Regions from separate parts of the Homo sapiens genome. Here all the other regions are linked to region 2. Evidence: chromatin contacts called from ENCODE Hi-C or POLR2A ChIA-PET data. All regions are on one chromosome and are shown on one strand. The core of a region is the stretch at or near the end of the contact, and the rest is flanking DNA. Distances in the headings are between cores, read along the strand shown.

Region 1 (3,743 bases), core at 862-3,361, 2.4 Mb after region 2:
CTGGAAGATGTCTTCTTGACCAACATCAGGCCAACAGCAGTGCTCAAAGAGTAGAGTCCGCACAGAGAGTGGTTTGGCCATGCACTGCAGCTGCCGGCAGCTGAATGGGAAGACAAAGAGAAATTCCTGGAAGTCTTGCCCTGCAGCCCACAGCAAGTGCAGCCGCTGCAGGAGCGTGCTCTTGCCACTGCCCGCCTCACCCACCACCAGCACAGTGTCCGCATCGTCATTGAGGTGGCCAGGGGTGCTGAAGAGCTCCTCCAGGCCCAGGGTGGCTGGGCTCTTCTGCGGGGGTCCAGCCATGCCCACATCTGCCCAGACCTCCAGGACATTCTCTGTGTATATGTCCTCCAGGCAGAGCGTCTCTGCTCCATCATAGGTACTGAGGAAGCGAGACTGAGCAGACACCGTGGTCCTCAGCTTGGCCATATACTTCTTGCATGTGGCAGCTGGAAGGCAGAAGAAGAGGCAGATGAAGGTGGCACCATGGTGAAGACGGGACCTAACCAGACAATGGGCTGCTGCGGGGGACGCTGACATAACTGAAGGGATAGGAGAGCCAGCGGGCGCCCATCCTGGCTCCTCCATTCACAAGCTGTGCACTTTGAGGACAGTCAAGGAAACTTCCTAACCCTCAGTTTCCACCTCTGTAAGGTGGGAGAAATGTTGGTCACTACCTCACAGAGTTTTACACGGATCAACTAAGATGACCTATGTCAAGTGCTTAGCACAGTGTAAGTGCTCAACACAAAGTAAGTGCTCAAAAGACATCAGTGACTGCCGTTATCATTACTGACACCAGGAGGAGTTCTAGATGACGGGAAGGGGCTCTGGGCTGGGATCGGAAGACCTGTATTCTGATATCTGTCCTGCCATAGTGGCCGGGTGGCTTTGGATAAATCCCTTCACCACTCAGCCTCAGGTGACTTTTTCTAAAGGGGAACAAAGGGCTTAAGGGCTCAGGAGCCCAGTCTCTGAAGCCAGACACACCTGAGTTTGAAAACCTGGGTCCACCATACACTTGGGCAAGCCATTTAGCCTTTCTGGGCCTCAGTTCTCTCATCTGTAAAAATGGGGACAATATACACCTGGAAGGATTTTTTCAGGAGGCAGCGAGATAAAATACAGTTTAAAAGAATATCTGACATGGCAAACTCTCAAAAAATGGTGCTTATTATCATTATTATTCATGGATATAGTAGGCACAACAATAGACCCTCAAAGATGTCCATGTCCGGATTCTCAGAACCTGTGAATATGTTACCTTACGTGGCAAAAGGAACTCTGAGATGTGATAAAGTTAAACTTCGAGATGGGGAGATGATCCTGATTGATCTGGGTGGACCTAGCAAGGGAAGGCCTCGGGGTCACCGGGGTGCCCCAGCTGAGCACTCGAACAAGAGTCTGTGATCCTGCCTCCACTTCCCCATCCTCCCCATGCACCCCATGCAGGGAGAGTTTTCATGCACGGGGTGTGTTTGGAAGGCCAGTGCTCTTCCTTTCTCATCCTGAAAGTAATGCAAGCAAACCATTTCCTGTGTCAGAGTTTAGTTCCCCTTTCAGGAAATGGGGAAGTGCTGGTTTAGCGTCCCAGGCTGGTAGGAGCTTGGCATGGTCCCCCGCCATCACAGCCTCACTGCCCCCAACCAAACACTGGCCCACTATTTTCAACCCAAAAACTAGCAAGTAATTTTCATAGAGCTCTGAGCTCACTGATGACTATCTGCAGTCACACAAAGGGGACGCCCTGTGTTTATGTCACCTCTGTTCCCAGAGTTGATGATTATTGCTGAGCTTTCTGCCCTCTGAATATACCAGGATCCCTGAACTTAGACCATAAGATAGATATCTTCCTCTCCAGTACATATCAGATATATATCTTCCTCTTCCGACCTGATTTCTGATGCAGGTTTTCCAGTCATCACCAATGATACTAAAATTCTCCAGAAAAAAAAAATGTCATTTTATAGAGAAATAAACACACCAATTGTCACCTTTAGAAGTGTGGGGAATCTTGCACCCTGGCCTGGTCTTACAGTGACTAGCTGTGCTTGATGATGTCAACAGCAAACCTCAACCAAGGGCCAAACCAGGGCCTGCACTCCGTGCCGCGCACCCTGCTGTGGCGCACTGATGTTTAGATCCTGTTCTTCAATGAGACGGTGCACTCGCGAGTGCCAGGCACAGACTTCCAGCCACCCCGCCCACAGGCTTGCTTGCTGCCCAGAGGACACAGCCCAGGGTGATAGACCCATCTGCCAGCACCACACACAGCTCAGGGGGCTTCAGTGCCAATGAGCTTTCCCTACAGTGGTGTAGGAACAAGCCCTAAAGAGTGCCAGGCTTGCACTCTCTCTTTACAACTGACATTTCTTCTCCCAAGAAAAGAGAAAGTGTAGGTGGGGACAATTTACAATCAGACCCATCTTCCCCTCCCTCGTCACTTAACCTCCCTGCCCAGTTTCCACATCTATAAGGTGGAAAAAAACACCACCTACTTCTCAGGGTTGTTGCAAAGGGTAGACATTGTCCATAAAGCACCTGGCAGGATGCCTGGTATGTTCAAGTGGTGCGGTCCAAGCCCCTCCTGTTCCTGAGTTTGGGTGGTGACCCTGGGCACTGAGGGATACCAGAGTCTCTAGATCCACTTGGTTCTTGAGTTTCCCATTGTGAGCTGCTAAATTTCAGAGATCAAGAGATACCAGCCCTAACTCAAAACATGTGTCCATATCTTTTCGGTACAGATAATGAGAGTTTGGATGGTAAGTAACACCTTTAGTTAGCCCTCAATATATGGTAGCCCAATTGTCAGTATACTGTGTGGGAGATAATGAAAGCTAATAGCTAACATTACACGCTTTTGTCCTTTTAATGCTCCCAAAATCCCAATGAGACGGGGTGGTGCTAGCCTTAAAACAAGGAAATTGAGTCATAGGGAGGCTATACTGCCAGCATATGGGATGTTAACCGAGGTGTGTTCTGCTCTTAACCATGGATCTGCACTGACTGCCCTTCCCTTTCTGATTAACTGAGAACATACACCTACCTTCCAAAGGCAGGGCCAATGGGACTGGTAATTCCTGAACATGTTGTAGAAGGAAGGCAGCCAATCCATTCGCTTTCACCGTGGCAAGATCAAGCAGCCTTCTTGCCTACAGGAAAGGCAGAAGACATTATTCTTCCAGGAAGGCTGATGGAGCAATGTGGGAAGGCTTACTGATTACTGCAACTTCATAAGCATCTCTCTTCCATCCAGAATAAAAGGTCAAAAAAACAACCGAACAACCACATGAGTTTCAAGTAGTTAATACAGTGTTGGATGGTGAATTGAACGCATGCATCCAATCTGGCTCCTACTCAAAACTCACTAAAACAGTGAATAACTGAAAAATAAATGAAACAAAATGAAGACATAAACCTACAAAGATAGGGAAAATGATTCTGCAGGCTGTAAATCATTTGGAAGAGAAGTGATTTCATCAAGTCTCATGGATTGAATATTTGAATACAATCTCTCCTCAGACTCCCACATCTTCATCTCCAGCCTGAACTGTCTCCCTGAACCCTGGACTTGCACATCCAACTGCCTATTTTCCATCTCCACTTAAAAGTTTCATAAACACCTCCAACATATTCAAAACTAAACTCCTAACCTGCCCATGCACCTGCCAAACCGACAGCCTTCCTCATCTTGGCTAATATTAACCCCTTTCTTCCAGGTGCTCTGCCCCGAAGTCTTGGAG
Region 2 (3,425 bases), core at 485-2,984:
TCCCAGCATTTTGGGAGGCCGAGATGGGCGGGTCACGAGGTCAGGAGATTGAGACCAGCCTGGCTAACATGGTGAAACCCCATCTCTACTAAAAATACAAAAAATTAGCCGGGCGTGGTGGCGGGCGCCTGTAGTCCCAGCTACTGAGGAGGCTGAGGCAGGAGAATGGCGTGAACCCGAAGGCGGAGCTTGCAGTGAGCCAAGATTGCGCCACTGCACTCCAGCCTGGGCGACAGAGCGAGACTCTGTCTCAAAAAAATAAAAATAAAAATAAAAAAATAAAGAAAAAGAAAAAGTATGGCAACCAAAGGGCAGTAGATACAGGGAGACAGAAAAAATGGGGAACCTTTTAGGGCAGTTTTCCCCTAACTTCAGTTATTCAAATATCACCTTCACATTTTGTGTGTGTGTGTGTGTGTGTGTGTGTGTGTGTGTGTGTGTGTGAAATTTATGAGAAGCAGCATAATTCTGCAATTTAGAGCACAAATCTGGAGCAGGACCACCTGGGTTTATTTTCCAGCTCATCACTTCCTAGCTATATAACTTTGGGCACGTTATTTAACTTCTCTATGCCTGTTTGCTCAGTAGTAACATGGGGCAAAGAGTCCCTACCTCAAATAGTACTTAACCCATATTGGTGAGGATTAATTGAATGATTTGAATGACGCATGGAAAGTGCTTAGAAGAGCATCCAGCACTTAGTAAGTACCCAGTAAGTGGTGGGTATTTTATACATATATATTTTTCTAATAAAATTCTTTTATTTTTTATTTTATTTTTTTGAGACGGAGTTTCACTCTTGTTGCCCAGGCTAGAGTGCAATGGCGCGATCTTGGCTCACCACAACCTCTGCCTCCCGGGTCCAAGCGATTCTTCCCTTAGCCTCCCGAGTATCTGGGATTACAGGCATGTGCCTGGCTAATTTTGTATTTTTAGTAGAGATGGGGTTTCTCCATGTTGGTCAGGCTGGTTTCAATCTCCCAACCTCAGGTGATCAGCCCTCCTTGGCCTCCCAAAGTGCTGGGATTACAGGCGTGAGCCATCGCACCCGGCTCCATAAATTTTTATTTTTAAATAATTGGGGTCTTCCTGGAGTGCAGTGGCATGATCATAGCTCACTGTAACCTCGAACTCCTGGGCTTAAACCATCCTCCCACCTCAGCCTCCTGAGTAGCTGGATTACAGGCATGCATCACTACACCCAGGTAATTTTTAAAATGTTTTGTAGAGATGGGGTCTCACTATGTTGCCCAGGCTGGTGTCCAACTCCTGGCTTCAAGTGACCTCCCTGCGTGTACCTCCCAAAGTATTAGGATTACAGGCATGAGCCACTGCACCTGGCCTATTATATTTTATTCTATCCTCATACCATTGATACTCTTATTTAATATTTTTCTTTAAATGGACACACGATTTATATACATTTATTTTAAGGGAAACGTTATATTACTACCATACATGAAAAGCCATGTACAGGTGGAAACTGTAAAGATAAACATAACAGCAAACAATGTTATTAGATTGTTACAGTTTTAACAATGTTATTAAATGGTCACACTTACTGTTGCCTCTTAAATGCCCTGAACTGGAGGACTGCTGTCTTTCCAATGAAAGAGGAGACAATCAAGTGTTACAGTAGCATTCTAGTACTTTGCCCAGACTTCTGTTGGCTGCAGTCAGAAGCAAGAGTCCCAGTCCCACAAGTTGGAGGAAGTGAAAGGCCAGCGTGGGTGGAGCACCTGCTCTGGGGAGAGAGGGCAGCCCCAGGGGTGAGAGGCGGGCAGAGCAGGATCAAAGAGACAGCTCAAAAGGGAAAAATCCCTTTCCCATTCTGAGACTTTGTGCTCTTGGGTACCATGTCTCTCTCTGTGCCACACCAAAGCCATCTCACAAGACCCCTTGTGGTATGAGTTGCACATCTTAGAAAGCAAAGTCAGAAACACTTTGTTGGAGACACTATGGGTGCCCCACCCATACTCCTCAGCTCACCCGAGGTTACCTGCAGACATTTCCAGATGCCCTGGGCTACCTTTCACTTCTGCTTTAAGTTATTTTCTGGCTTCAGGGTGTGCACAGCAGACAGTTAGCAAGACAACCCTCAATAATGAGGTATGAGAGTCGAGGATATACCCCAGTCTCCCTGCCTTTTCGTGGGACACTTCTGAAATATTTTCTATAGTCTCGCTAAGGGTCCCTGAGGGATGGAGACCCAATTGCCCAGTGGTAACTCACTCATCAACACCTTTTTTATTGGCTTTTCTCCCTTTCTCGGTTAATTTCACTCTCACTGGGCTTCCTGGGATCATTTCCGAAATACATTTCTGGCACCTGAATCCTTTTCTCGTGATCTGCTTTGGGGGAAACTACAACTATGACACAGCTTTAAACTTCTGTCAGTGGAATGAGTTGCCCAGTGAGATGTGAAGTTCCATCTTACTGAGGACTCAAGAAATGGCTGACAATGTTCAATGGAGATTCACAGGTCAGGTAAAGACTCAAATCAGATGAACACTTAGTATTCCTTTTGTGTGTCTGTCTTTTTTGTTTGTTTTTTTGTTTTAAAGAGACAGCATCTTGGCCAGGCGAGGTGGCTCATGCCTGTAATCCTAGCACTTTGGGAGGCCAAGGCGGGTGAATCACCTGAGGTCAGGAGTTCGAGACCAGCCTGGCCAACATGGCGAAACCCCATCTCCACTAAATACACAAAAATTAGCCAGGCATGGCAGTGGGCACCTATAATTCCAGCTACTTGGGAAACTGAGGCAGGAGAATCGCTTGAACCCGGGGGGGCGGAGGTTGCAGTGAGCTGAGATCATGCCATTTCACTTCAGCCTGGGCAAAAGAGTGAAACTCCGTCTCAAAAAAAAAAAAAAAAAAAAAAAGAGACAACATCTTGCCCTGTCACCTAGGCTGGAGTGCGGTGGTGCAATCATGGCTCACTATAGTCTCAAACTCCTGGTCTGAAGTGATCCTCCCCCGTCAGCTTCCCAAGTAGCTGGGGCTGCAGGTGCATGCCACCATGCCCAGCTAATTTTCGTTTGTTTTTTGAGACAGGGTCCCCCTCAGTTGCCCAGGCTGGAGCGCAGTGGCATGATCATGGCTCATTGCAACCTCAAACTCCTCAGCTCAATTGATTCGCTTACCTCAGCCTCCTGAGTAGCTGGGACTACAGGTGCACCACCACACCTGGCTAATTTTTCATTTTTTTGTAGATATGGGGTCTTGCTATGTTGCCCAGGCTGGTCTGGAACTTCTAGACTCAAGTAATCCTCCCACCTCAGCCCCCCAAAGTTCTGGAATTACAGGTGTGAGCCACCAATCCAGGCCCCAGCTAATTTTTAAAATTTTTAAAATAGAAATGAGGTCTCACTATGTTGCCCAGGCTGACCTTGAACTCCTGGCCTCAAGCAATCCTCCTGCCTCAG
Region 3 (3,562 bases), core at 915-3,414, 2.8 Mb after region 2:
TGAGCTCTCCCTACACCAACCTCCATGCCCTCAAGCAAACCTCCCAGACCTACTCCTGGCAAAGATGTTCTGCAATACCACCTTCACCCTCATCACCCGGAAAACAGCTGCTAGTAAACAGCTGCTTCTTTCATGAAAACAGCACTAGAAGGCTGGGCGTCGGGCTCATGCTTGTAATCCCAGCACTTTAGAAGGCTGAGGCGGTAAGATTGCCTGAGCTCATGAGTTCAAGGTTGCAGTGAGCTATGACCACTCCACTGCACTCCAGCATGGGTGACAGAGTGAGATCCTGTCTTAAAAAAAGAAAAGAGGCTGGGGGTGGTGGCTCACACCTATAATCCCAGCACTTTGGGAGGTCGAGGTGGATGGATCATTTGAGGTCAGGAGTTTGAGACCAGCCTGGCCACCATGGTGAAACCCCGTCTTTACTTTACTAAAAATACAAAAATTAGCCAGGTGTAGTGGTGTGGTAACTGTAGTCCCAGCTACTCAGGAGGCTGAGGGAGGAGGACGGCTTAAGCCCAGGAGGCAAAGGTTACAGTGACCCAAGAGGGTCACTACTGCACTCCAGCCTGGGCAACAGACAGAGACTCCATCTCAAAAAATAATAATAAATAAAAATAAGAAAGAAAGAAAATACCACCGGAGACGCTACCTCCACAAAGCTCACACCTGCCCTTCTGAGGGCCACAGAATCTGGAACAATCTGAGAGCCTCCCCTCCCCCACACTCTGCACCAGGAGCTGCAGGTAAACCTTGGGAACCCAGGGCCTCTGGAGGTGGGAAGACAGACAACTGGGTGGGAAGCGAAGGCTGTGCAGCAAACGCCTTCCTGAGCTGCAGCCCCCTCAGCCTCCTGCACTTCCTGCAGGGCTGGCACTTGGCACTTCCTCTCAAATTGGCTGGCTTGTCACTTTTATGTCTCCTTTGGCCTCGTCTAAGACAATAATACAGTCATGATGTCACAATGGCAATGTCCTATTTACAGATTTTTTTTTCCCCAAGACAAATACTTAGATTTTAAACATGTCCTTCCACACACAGGCTAGAACCCCCTGTGATTCCCTGGGCAGCCCGGTCCTCACTCCGAGAAACACTGGTGTTGAGTCCACCCCTCACAGCCTCCATCTGCAAGATGGTGATGCTAGTGAAGGCCCACGGTCACATAGCCCTTCCAGACACATCCAGCCCACACTGGCTGCCCGTCCAGGCCTTGGACCCAGGGCCCCTGTCGTAGGTGGCTCGGCCTGGCCCCTACCTCCAGGCCCTTGGCTTCCCCCTCCCGGCCCTCCCTTCTCCTCTCCAGCAATGGCTGTCCAGGGAGGAAGCCCCCAGCCACAGATGTCCCTGCCCTTGACCCTGATGTGATGACACAGAGAAGAGGCAACTGCCTCACCCTCTGTACATACATGTTTAGATGAATGCATAGAAAGCTCCAGAAAGACCCGCTCCAGAAAGACCCACTCCAGATGGCCCATGCGGTCCCTGGGGGATAGAGGAGAGGCATTGCAGGGAAAGGGAAACCAGTCTGCTTTTTGGAGGCATCTTGGTTTCCTGACCCTCAGGCATGCACTCCTTTCAGAGGTTTTGTTTGTTTTTTGTTTTATAATTTCATAAAATTAGTTGAATTGGCCTTCCCTTGCCAATGTTTCCTTTCATTGAGAAAAGTCATGTGTGCTTGTAAATGTAAAATTACACCCTCGAGAAGGAGTGTGGACATTTGAGAGTCTGTGGTTCCTAGAATTCCAGATGGAACGGGCCACATGTACAACATTGTGGTCACAACCGCACTTTCTTGTCAGGCTGGGAAAAGCCAGTGACAAGTCGCCTCTGGTCCCCTGTTGAAGGGCCGCCTCTCCCAGCCATCTGCCCAGTAGGCTCACGGAGCCTCCTACTCCCCCAGCCCAGACCCTGCCCAGTGCACTCCCAGGCCAGGCTGCCGGGTGAGCTGCTTCCCACCCACTGTCCAGCCCCGTCCCCTGGGGCTCAAGCCACTAGGACTGGTGACACTCCATCCCCACACCCCACTTTTACCTGGCTCTCCTCCCCGGCCCCAGCAGCCGGCCAGGGTCTGCAGGGAGGTGGCCCGGCCCCCGCCTGCCCTTCCTCAGACGCGCCCAGGCTCACCCATCCGAAGGCTCCTTCCACGCTACCTAATGAGAGTGAGTCACATCTGGGACCCACCACTTCCTGCTCCGGCAGCGGCAGCAGCGGCGGCGGCGGCAGCAAGGCTAAGGCACAGCCCACAGCCCAGCCTCTCGGGGTGTGCAGGGCCCCCTCCCCCAGCCACAGTGCTGCTCTCCGCAGCCTGGGAGCTGCCAGGCCTGGGAGCTGTCGGGCTCCAATGACTTCATGGAAATTTGAAGCTTGAAGCTGGAACAATTTTGAAAAAATAATAATAAAACAAGCACCAAAAACCTCCATTAGAAGCCCCAAGACAACTGTTCAAAGTGGGGAGCAAATGCATCCTTAGTGAGCAATTAGCAATTAGCGGCCTGGCCTGAGCCTCCTGTGGGCTCTGACGCTCACAGACAGGCCCCCCGCGCCTTCCTGGGACTCAATTTCCCTATCTATGTAGTAAGGTGGCCCCGTCCACCTCTGAGAGGGGCCCAGGAGAGGTCAAAGATCTTCCAGCCCAGCCCACTGCCTCTCCATCTCACCTACGCTCCCATGCTGGGAGCAGGGCAGGGGCAGGCCCATCCTTGGGGCTCCTATTCCAAAATCAGAGTCCCTGGAGAGCCCCCAACATCCCTGGGCACCATGAGGCTGGGAATCAAACCCCAGCACCCCTTCTGCTATGCCAGGCCTCAGTTTCCCCACTGGGATCATGGGGCGCTCAGTGGCGAGGGAGCAGATCAGGAGAGGCTAAGAGGAGAGAGTGGAGACTCCCAAAACAGAGGGGGAGGCCTCCAGCCCGCTGGCCACAGCAGCACCTGGTCCTCAGGGAGCCCTTCTGAGCATGTGACTGGCATCCTGGGATTACGAGCTCCTCAAAGCAATGGTGTACCTCCTCCACCTCCCACATCCAGGGTCAGACACCCCTCTTCTGGTCTTCTAACCCCTGCACCTTCCTCCATCACAGCACCTCTGTGCTGTGACCACTGGTTGCTGGTCTGTCTTTCCTAGGTTATATCCTTGAGGAGGGCAGAGATGGGAGGGCAGCTGTAATATCAACAGCTGTGTCCCCAGCGTCCAGCCCCAGCTGGTCACAGAGTAGACATCCCACACATACTGATCAGGAGGAACTGAACATGTTAGGTGCTGTCTCTGTGCCAGGCCCCATGCAGGGAACTAGCAGGTGATCTAAGGTCTGCCATCTGGTGGAGACAGGCATAGGACTCACACAGGGTTCCAGGCTGCTCCAGAGGCCACAGGAGGGAGTGGGAGACCTCAGGGGATCCTCCCCATCAGGGTCGCCCTCCTATCAGCAAATGTCTCCCTAGCAAATGTCCCAGAGCAGAGAAGGAACAGACATCATCATCATCAAAAGAGGGGAAAGACAAGCCACTGACTAGGAGAAAGTCACATCCTATATGACTGACAAAAGACTCCTCCCTAGCAT

What was found. Hi-C counts contacts between places; a loop is a spot of excess contacts on that map. ChIA-PET counts read pairs that join two places held with the same protein, here RNA polymerase II (POLR2A). Pooled maps may share reads with other maps.
Region 1: a loop to region 2 is called in a pooled map, with 5 times the contacts of the local background. The contact joins two enhancer-like sites. A Hi-C loop is called at or near these places in 2 of 37 single-sample maps with no recorded cell type and 3 of 50 pooled maps.
Region 3: POLR2A ChIA-PET joins it to region 2 with 12 read pairs in activated B cell. The contact joins the promoter of ADCY7 here to the enhancer-like site in region 2. A Hi-C loop is called at or near these places in 1 of 37 single-sample maps with no recorded cell type and 2 of 50 pooled maps. POLR2A ChIA-PET finds 5 or more read pairs at or near these places in 1 of 52 experiments (activated B cell).

The regions. Positions count from the first base shown.
Region 1 is chr16:50,707,264-50,711,006 of GRCh38, reverse strand. NOD2 (nucleotide binding oligomerization domain containing 2) reads right to left here. Exons shown (of 12, transcript NM_001370466.1): 3 at 3,047-3,152; 4 at 1-449. Among named protein-coding and RNA genes, the nearest start is that of NOD2, 16 kb to the right of the region's middle. RefSeq lists silencers at 777-982, 1,391-1,600. Within about 2 kb of position 2,111, at least 7 of the 41 ENCODE cell types and tissues checked have a DNase peak (open chromatin) inside an H3K27ac peak, as active enhancers do.
Region 2 is chr16:53,060,378-53,063,802 of GRCh38, reverse strand. The region is part of intron 1 of CHD9 (chromodomain helicase DNA binding protein 9); the gene reads right to left. Among named protein-coding and RNA genes, the nearest start is that of CHD9, 7.1 kb to the right of the region's middle. RefSeq lists enhancers at 1,588-1,947, 2,208-2,257, 2,368-2,427 and a silencer at 2,952-3,178. Within about 2 kb of position 1,734, at least 14 of the 41 ENCODE cell types and tissues checked have a DNase peak (open chromatin) inside an H3K27ac peak, as active enhancers do.
Region 3 is chr16:50,265,153-50,268,714 of GRCh38, reverse strand. It overlaps ADCY7 (adenylate cyclase 7), which reads right to left and starts at 2,164. Exons shown (of 26, transcript NM_001114.5): 1 at 2,035-2,164. RefSeq lists enhancers at 2,392-2,481, 2,427-3,020.